Regions from separate parts of the Homo sapiens genome. Here region 1 is linked to region 2. The links are chromatin contacts, found by Hi-C or POLR2A ChIA-PET in ENCODE. All regions are on one chromosome and are shown on one strand. Each heading gives the region's core, a stretch centred on a gene start or an enhancer-like site at or near the end of the contact. The rest is flanking DNA. Distances are from core to core; before and after follow the strand shown. Region 1 overlaps IFT122 (intraflagellar transport 122). Region 2 overlaps EFCAB12 (EF-hand calcium binding domain 12).

Region 1 (4,244 bases), core at 1,745-4,244, 48 kb before region 2:
TCTTCCAACCCCTAGAACAGTGCTTGCTTTGTAGAAGGTGCTCAACAGATGCTGAACGGAAGGGATATACTCCTAGAAGCTGAACAGCAAGAATAGCTACCATTTAGAGTGTCTACTGTACACCAGGTACTGTCCTGCACGCTTTACACTCATGAGTTTGTGTGCATTTCACAACAATCTCGTCAAGTCAGTATTTTTATCCCTATCTGTCAGATGAGGAACGTAAAGCTCCAGCTCAGAAAGATTTAGTAACTTTCCTGAGGTCACATGGCCTGTCAATGAGAGATTCTGGATTCTAATTCAGGTCTAGCATCAAAGTGTGGGAGGGAAAGCTTTCTTCCCCACACATGCTGCCTGGACAATGACAGCCTCACATTTTCAACAAGCCTCCACTCAGTATAGCTGGATGTTGAGGCTTGTTGCTAAGTAACTGCATGAAGGCAACTTGTAGTTCTCTTTTGCTTCATGATCAAAGGCACAAGTCTTTCCCATCGAGGAGACGAAGAAAGAAGAAAAAAGGAAATACAGGGGCCTAAACCAACTACCTAACACAAGACCTTCTCTGCTGCATGAAATAATTGGATTTTGAGAGTCTGTGTGGAAGATGAAGGAACATAAATCTTATCGTCAGAGCTGCACTTACCTGCAGCAGATGATCTTGCTGCTTGATTTGTGTTTGGAGACAGACTTCTGTTCAGGAGACCACAACCCTTCAATGCACAATAATATAAAAGAAGATGGATTGGTTGGAATACTACCCAGCAATAAAAAGGAACAAATAATTGAAACATACAACAACTTAGATGGATCTCCAGGATTTTATGCTGAATGAAAAAACATAATCTCAAAAGGTCATATACTGTACGATTCCATTTATATAACATTCTTGAATGACAAAATTATAGAAATGGAGAACAGATTTGTGGTTACCAGGGTTTGGAGATAACTGGAGGTAAGGTGAGTAGATATGACACTAAGTGGTAACTGCATGGTGATGGCTTAGTTCTGTGTCACGCTGATGGCAATCTACACATGCGATAAAACAACAGAACTATATAATATACACACTTTGTGCCAGTCTCAGTTTCCTGGTCTTGATATTGTATAATAGTTACATAAGATGGATCCACTGGGGGAAACTGGATGAAAAGTACATAGACTTCTTGGTACCATCTTTGTAACTTACTATGAATCTATCATTCTTTCAGAAGAAAAATAAAATAGATTGGTAAAGTTCTAGCCAACTTTTCAGGGATTTGACTCTCAAAGAAATGACAGTTTCATTGTTTATAACTTTGACACTGCAACCAGAGTATAACCTAGCATTTAAAATAACAATGATGCTTTCTGAAAATCTAGTTTTCTTTCATAGGTCTCAATCACAACACATGACTCTATCTGAGCTGTGCCTCTCCCATGGCACACTGGTCACCTAAGGCTTGCTCCCCCCTGTCCCAGATGCCCTGGCTCAGTGCCTCATAGCAAGTGTATGTCTAGACAACATAAGCAAATTCTTCTATTTGCCAAGTTGCGAAGTACAATCAAGAAGGTAACTCCAGTGCACAAATACATGGCCAAGTGCAACATCAAACAAGTTATTTTTTGCCTTTCCCCTGGTCCAGAACGCTTCCTCCAAACATTTTGACGTGTGCACATGTTATCTGTGTTCCACTAAGCCTGCCTGGAGCCCCAAGCTGGAAGAAACTCCTTCCTCCTGGGCCTCCTTCAGCAGTGCTTAGCAGAGCAGGCTCTGTATGCAATCACCTGGTCTAAAGTCCAAGCCCTGGTTCCTCCACTTACTAGCTAAGGGACCTCTACCTCTTTTTCATCAGTAGGGTGGGAATGAGAATAATACCTGACACCTCAGGGGCTGTCATAAAGCTCAAATAGAAATTCATTTCTAATCCTTAGAACAGTGCCTAGCACACTGCAAGCATTCAATAAATACTAGTACTTAATATTATATTTTTTTTAATCCCACCTTCTCCTAAGACCACAAGCTCCTTGAGGGTAGGGATTCTATTTTGCCTTTTTAATATTCCAGTGTAAGCACACAGACCAGTGCTTCACATGAAGAAAATGCTATAAAATATGTTAAACAAATGACAGGCCTTTCTCCATGTATTTATACAATTGGCTTTCAATTCCATTCTCTCTTTTGAACCTCAGAACCAGAACCGTATCAGTGAGACACAGTGAGTAGCATGCTCCTTTTAGATAAGGGAACTGGAACACTGAGAGGGATTAGGCCTCTGACTCCTCATCTAGTGACTTCATTGTATCCACTAGCAACGAACACAGACTGATAGAGCTGAAAACAGAATCAACCATTAATGGAAATAACCTACAAGCCTCTGCCCAATTTCACTCCCTTCCTCCCTCCACAGACATTTTACTGACACCTCTTTTGTGCCAGTACTACACCAGTGCTGTAATGCTGGCACGGGACCGTGGCCAGGATGAACTCCTCAAGGTGTTCAGCCCCTCAGGGAGGACAGCTACAGCCACCTAAACCAGTAATGACGACAAATTGCACAAGAAGTAGAACCGCAACAGTGAAGAATTTCACATAAACATAGATGTGGGTCAATACAAAGGTGAGGACAACTGCACTGTCTCTGCCAGGGTGAGTCAGGGAAGGCTTCCCAGAGGCAGCAACACCAAGGGAAGGCTTCCCAAAGGCAGCAACACCAAGTTATGCCTGTGCCCTCCCAATCTTGTTACCATTTCCTTTGCTGGGGCCCTTCCTGTAGTCTCTGATGTCTTACCAGAGTAAAGGTCACCATTCACTGTCTTGGTTTCCACACAATTTAAAGAATAACTGTCAGCCTCCCCTCAGCCATTGAAGGTAGAGAAGTAGTATTAACTCTCTCAGGATAAAATCACCATATTCTGAATGCATTTTAGCATTTTTAGCCCAGATTTTCAGTTATTCCAGGACAGGACATCAGGAATCAGAACGTACCAAAGTCACTGGAGGAACAAGATGCCAGTTGATGAGTAATAGGATTGTAGGAGACACATTGTATAGCATCATTGTGCCTGGGAAGTAAACAACTGTAGATTACTATGCAGCAAACCACAAAGATTTCAGTGGCTACAACTGAAGATTTTAATAATGAGCCCACAGCCTCTGACTTTAGACCACATGCTCTTCTGCAAGTGACCAACAAAAAGCACAGAAATTAATTCTCCTACTCCTAAAGAATTAATTCTCCTTCTCCTCACCCACTGTTTTCTTATTTGTAGAGATGGGGACTCACTTTTGGCCAGGTTGGTTTTGAACGCTTGGCCTCAAGCAATCAATCCTCCCACCTTGGCCTTTAGGTGCTTTATCTGTGGCTGTTACTCTTACTGTTTTGTGGAGGCCCAGAAATGGAAGATGGAGGTGCAATGAAGACATCACAGACCAAGATCTGGAAACATGACAAATCCTTAGACAACAATGAAAGCTGAGCAAATCATGTACCATGCAAGGCGTCTCAACCCGTTTTAGTCCTTCACTTGTGGGTAATACTTTACTTACAACTTCACTCATTCATTCATTCCTTCAAAAATTGTTTGTTGATTTGTACACCCATGTTCATAGCAGCATTATTCATAATAGCTAAGAAGCAGAAGCAACACAAGTGTCCATCAACAGATGAATGGATAAAGAAAATGTGGTCTATATATACAATGGAATAATATTCAGACTTAAAAAGGAAGGAAGCTGAGCCCAGTGGCTCACACCTGTAATCCCAGCAGTTTGGGCGGCCAAGGGAGAAGGATTGCTTGAGCTCAGGAGTCATAGTGAGACCTCGTCTTCATAAAAAAAAATAATAATAAAGAAAAAAAAGGAAGTAAATTCTGACACATGCTACAACACAGAAAGTAAATTCTGACACATGCTACAACACAGATGAGCCTTGAGGACATTACGTGAAATGAAATAACTCAGCCACAAAAGAACAAACATTGTATGACTCTACTTATATGAGGTATGTAAAGCAGTCAAACTCAGAGAGACAGAAAGTAGAATGCTGGTTTTCAGGGGCTGGGGGTAGGAGAGAAGGGTGAGTAGGTATTTGAAGGATATAGAATTTTAGTTTAGCAGGATAAAAGAGTTTGGGAGATTGGTTGCACAACAATGTAAATGTATTTAACATTAAACTGTAAACTTAAAAAGTAGTTAATATGATAAATTTTATGTCATGTATATTTTACCACAATTGAAAAGAGGCCAGGTGCAGTGGCTCGTATCT
Region 2 (4,111 bases), core at 863-3,362:
TGTGTTCCCCAGTTTTGGCCGACTGTGGTTTGGCCAAGCCTCTGGAAATTTTCAGGCCCAGAGATTAACTAAGGAGTAGATATTCCCTTGAGTGCCCAGCTACCACTGTGTCCATTCAAAGACAAATGAGTCCCAGCCCTTGTTCTTAGAGGAGGATACTCAGCCCACCAGAGCCCACCTGAGAGGCTGAGAACTGACCCAAATGGCAAGCCTTTCCAGAGACATTTATGTGTGTGTGGGTCCAAGGCCTCCTCACTATTAATCCATAGCTTATTGATAAAATTCTTGTTCAGAACCAGAATTAGCACATGTTTACAGTTTACTGGAAAGTGTATTTTGGTATTCTGCTATCAGGGGTATTATGGCAGGGTTGCTGTCAACAGTTGTAAAGGTTGTACATGGCTCAAGTTCCATCTGCCAAGCAATACATTTGTGGGGCCACATCTGTCCAGACAAGGCACAGAGGCAAATTAGAAATGGACTTGCTAAAGCTCTGGCTGTGAATTTACTCTACAACACAAAGGTGCATTGTATAATATTTCTTTATATCTTAGTACCATTCTTGTAGTAAACAAACAAACAAAAAAGAACCATTACAACCACCCACCCATTCTAGCACCCTTCCCAAACATAGCCACAGCTTTGTTTTTCTAAATGAAACAAATCTTGCTCTGTTCCCATCTACCAGGTTGGCAGGAACTTAATCTCATGCATGTTTGGGGCTTCCTTGTCCTCCCTGAGTCACACAGGAGCCCTGGAGGAGGCAGTGGAGGGGTTTCCTAACAATGGTAAAGATCTGGGGTGAGGCCGTTGGAGTTTACAGTCACACCAAGAGGAGTTACTCAGCATCCTCACTGGAGTGGCTCATTTGGGGACAGCAGGCAGCTCAGAGCATCCATTCCTCAGTCCTCCAGGAGATTTTCAATGTCCAGTCTCAACCAGCTGCCCTGCAGAGAAACTATCACCTCCCAAGCAGGGTCTCTGCCTCTCTCAGAGCTCAGGGAAGCTCAGCACCCCAACAGTCGCTCCTGCATGTGTCACCACCCCAACAGTAGTAATCTCCTTTATGTCCAGCACATTTTTAAGGTCACCTCAAGTTGGGCTGCTTTCCCTCTGATACTCTTTGTGCCTTTTTGTTATAAATTACCAAGCTTATCATTATCTGTGTAGCTGGCTGTGAGTCATTTCAATGACCACAGTGTGCTGTGATGCATATTCGCAGCAGAGATATTTTGGGTCCTGTTATTTCCCAGTAAGTAAACACAAAGCCAAGCAGCAGACCTTTGCTCTCATGGTGCTACTTTGGCGTCATCACTGAGTTCTTTTTCCCTGGTGAGCAATAGTGGGTAAGATAGGTAGACTGGGGTGTGTAAGAATTAAAGAAAGAGGAAAGAAACAGGAAAGGTGGCTCAATAGTCAAAGACAGGTTTATTTTAGAGAAAACAAACCTGAGAGGGGCTGCTGGCTGAGTTAGGTCAGAGCCACATTCTCTTACAGACTAAGAGTTTTTAAGGATTCACAGTGGAAGAGTTTATCAGAGGCTTGGACTGCTTCTCTGTCTCTTTGTTGTGTTTATCTGGGAGGCAGAGTTGCGTGTCTGTTTCCATACATCTTTCTGCAGCTGCAGGCATATCCCCCAAGTCTGCTTTTAGCTTCCCTATCTTAGTGCACCTGAAGGGAAAGGAATGTGCTTATTAAGGCCCACAGTTTTACTGGGGCCCATTGTATGAGGGTGAAGTTTGGCAGTCACCCAAGAGACTTTCCCCCGACCTCCCTCTGTGCCTGAGCTGTCTTGTCTGTGTTTTACTGTCTGCTCTTTCTGGCTGCTTATAGTTAGAAGAGAAGTGATTTCCTTGAAATGCATGAGGCTAGAAAGGGAGCTGGAACTTAAAGTGGCGGTGTTTGTCCCAGATGACGGTGCTCCTGCTCTGTCCGGGTGTCTCTCACTTTGTCTAAAGAGGCAAGAGTTTGAGCGTCTTGGCAGGGGTGCCTTCTTCCAGTAGTTCTTCTTGCAGTAGCTCTTCTTCATTCTTGCAGAATGATCTCAGTTTATCCTTTATGTCCGCAGAGGTCAGGATTGCTATTCCTGCTTTACGAGGAGGAAGCTGGAGCTCAGAGAGGCTGAGCCACTTGTTCACAGCCTCAATAGAAGGTGGTAAGGTCAGGATATTATTTCAGCTTGAGACGATGAAGGTCTGAACCAGGGCAGGGACAATGGGATTCTTTCATTCATTGGAATCTTTGTTGAGCAACTACTATGTGCCACTTCTAGAAACTGGGAACACAGCAGTGGGCCAGCCAAAGCCCCAGCTTTCGATGAGCTTGCACCTAAAGGGCTGGTGGTCAGGGACGGCCTCTCTGAGAAGCAGACATTGGAGCTGACATCTGAGTGATTGACAGGAACTAGTCTTGGGGGAAGCACAATCTAGGCAGATAGAACTGTGAAGGCAAAGGCCCTGGGGTAGGATAGCTTGCAAGAGACAGAAGGTGGTCAGGGTGGCTGGGTGGAATGGGTGAAGGGTGAATGGTATGCCATGGACCAGGTGGGAAGGCAGCTGAGGCCAGATGGTACAGCAGGGCCTTGTAGCCCAGGGAGAGGACTCTGGGTTTTGGTCTAAATGCTGTGGGAAGCCAAGGGAATGAGGCGATCTGGTCGGTCGGTCAGTCTGTCTATCTATCTATCTATCTATCTATCTATCTATCTATCTATCTATCTATCCATCCATCTACACATATCCAACATAAGGAGACTCATGCAATGGGGTCTCCTTATGTTGCCTAGGCTGGAGTGAAGTGGCTATTCACAGGTGTGATCATAGCTTACTGCAGCCTCAAATTCCTGGGCATAAGCAATCCTCCCACTTCAGCTTCCTGAGTAGCTAGAACCACAGGCGTGCCACTGCACCCTGCTTTATATATGTGTATATATATTTTTGGGGGGGGATGGAGTCTTGCTCTGCCATCCAGGTTTGAGTGCAGTGGTGTGATCTCTTCTCACTGCAACCTCCACCTCCCGGGTTCAAGCAATTCTCCTGTCTCAGCCTCCCAAGTAACTACTACAGGTGCACACCACTGCACCCGGCTAATTTTTGTATTTTTAGTAGAGATGGGGTTTCACCATATTGGTCAGGCTGGTCTTGAACTACTGACCTCAGCTGATCCACTCGCCTCAGCCTCCCAAAGTACCCTGCTCTATATTTTTTGTTTGTTTGTTTTTGAGAGGGAGTCTCACCGTGTCACCCAGGCTGGAGTGCAGTGGCACGATCTCGGCTCACTGCAACCTCCAGGTCCCAGGTTAAAGCAATTCTGCCTCAGCCTCCCGAATAGCTGGGACTACAGGCACGTGCCACCATGCCCGGCTAATTTTTTGTATTTTTAGTAGAGACGGGGTTTCACAGTGTTAGCCAGGATGGTCTCGATCTCCTGACTTCATGATCCGCCCTCCTCGGCCTCCCAAAGTGCTGGGATTACTGGCGTGAGCCACCGCGCCTGGCTATACTCTATATTTTTTAAAGATCCTATTTGCTGCTTGGTGAGACAGGGTGACAGGACGAGAATGGCAACCAGAGGGCTGGGGTTGGTGCAGTAAGGGACGCCATTAGTGGAGATGGAGAGGAGGGCCACATCTAAGGTACAGCTTAGGTGGCTTAGGTGGGCACTGCCCAGACGTGTGGGAAGGGAGCGGAGGGGTGGCCTGGTGCCTGCTGGGTGACACTGGATAACTGCTTGGCAGGTTCCGTGGCTGGGCACCCTCTTAGTCCCTCCTTCCTTCATCTCTTCCCTCTGACTCCAGATTATATCTTGGCCAAGCACAGAGATTCCCTGAAGGGTCCGCTCAAGAAGCAGGAGGTGGATTCAGCCCCACAGCTTCCCAAAGTGGACCTACTGACGGTGCCTGCAGTCGACACGCAGATGGAGACGCGGCCCATGACCCTGGAGGAGATGGAGGAAGTGGGCAAGCGGTACCGCGAGCGGCAGCGACAGCACAAGGTACCTCGCCAGCCCAAGGAGAGCATGCGGCTTGGGGACTGGAGCAGCTGGGGTTCAGATCACCGCAGCAGCACCACCCGCTGGCTGCAGAACCCTGGGGAGGGGGGTCTTCGCCTCTACA

The links. Hi-C counts contacts between places; a loop is a spot of excess contacts on that map. ChIA-PET counts read pairs that join two places held with the same protein, here RNA polymerase II (POLR2A). Pooled maps may share reads with other maps.
Region 1: a loop to region 2 is called in a pooled map, with 2.7 times the contacts of the local background. The contact joins two enhancer-like sites. A Hi-C loop is called at or near these places in 1 of 37 single-sample maps with no recorded cell type and 2 of 50 pooled maps. POLR2A ChIA-PET finds 5 or more read pairs at or near these places in 9 of 52 experiments (AG04449, B cell, GM10248 and 6 more).

Annotation. Positions count from the first base shown.
Region 1 is chr3:129,460,026-129,464,269 of GRCh38, reverse strand. It overlaps IFT122 (intraflagellar transport 122), which reads right to left. Exons shown (of 30, transcript NM_052989.3): 5 at 2,966-3,042; 6 at 644-710. Among named protein-coding and RNA genes, the nearest start is that of IFT122, 22 kb to the right of the region's middle. Within about 2 kb of position 2,994, at least 8 of the 41 ENCODE cell types and tissues checked have a DNase peak (open chromatin) inside an H3K27ac peak, as active enhancers do.
Region 2 is chr3:129,411,037-129,415,147 of GRCh38, reverse strand. EFCAB12 (EF-hand calcium binding domain 12) reads left to right here. Exons shown (of 9, transcript NM_207307.3): 5 at 3,794-3,990. Among named protein-coding and RNA genes, the nearest start is that of EFCAB12, 16 kb to the left of the region's middle. RefSeq lists an enhancer at 3,865-4,111. Within about 2 kb of position 2,112, at least 6 of the 41 ENCODE cell types and tissues checked have a DNase peak (open chromatin) inside an H3K27ac peak, as active enhancers do.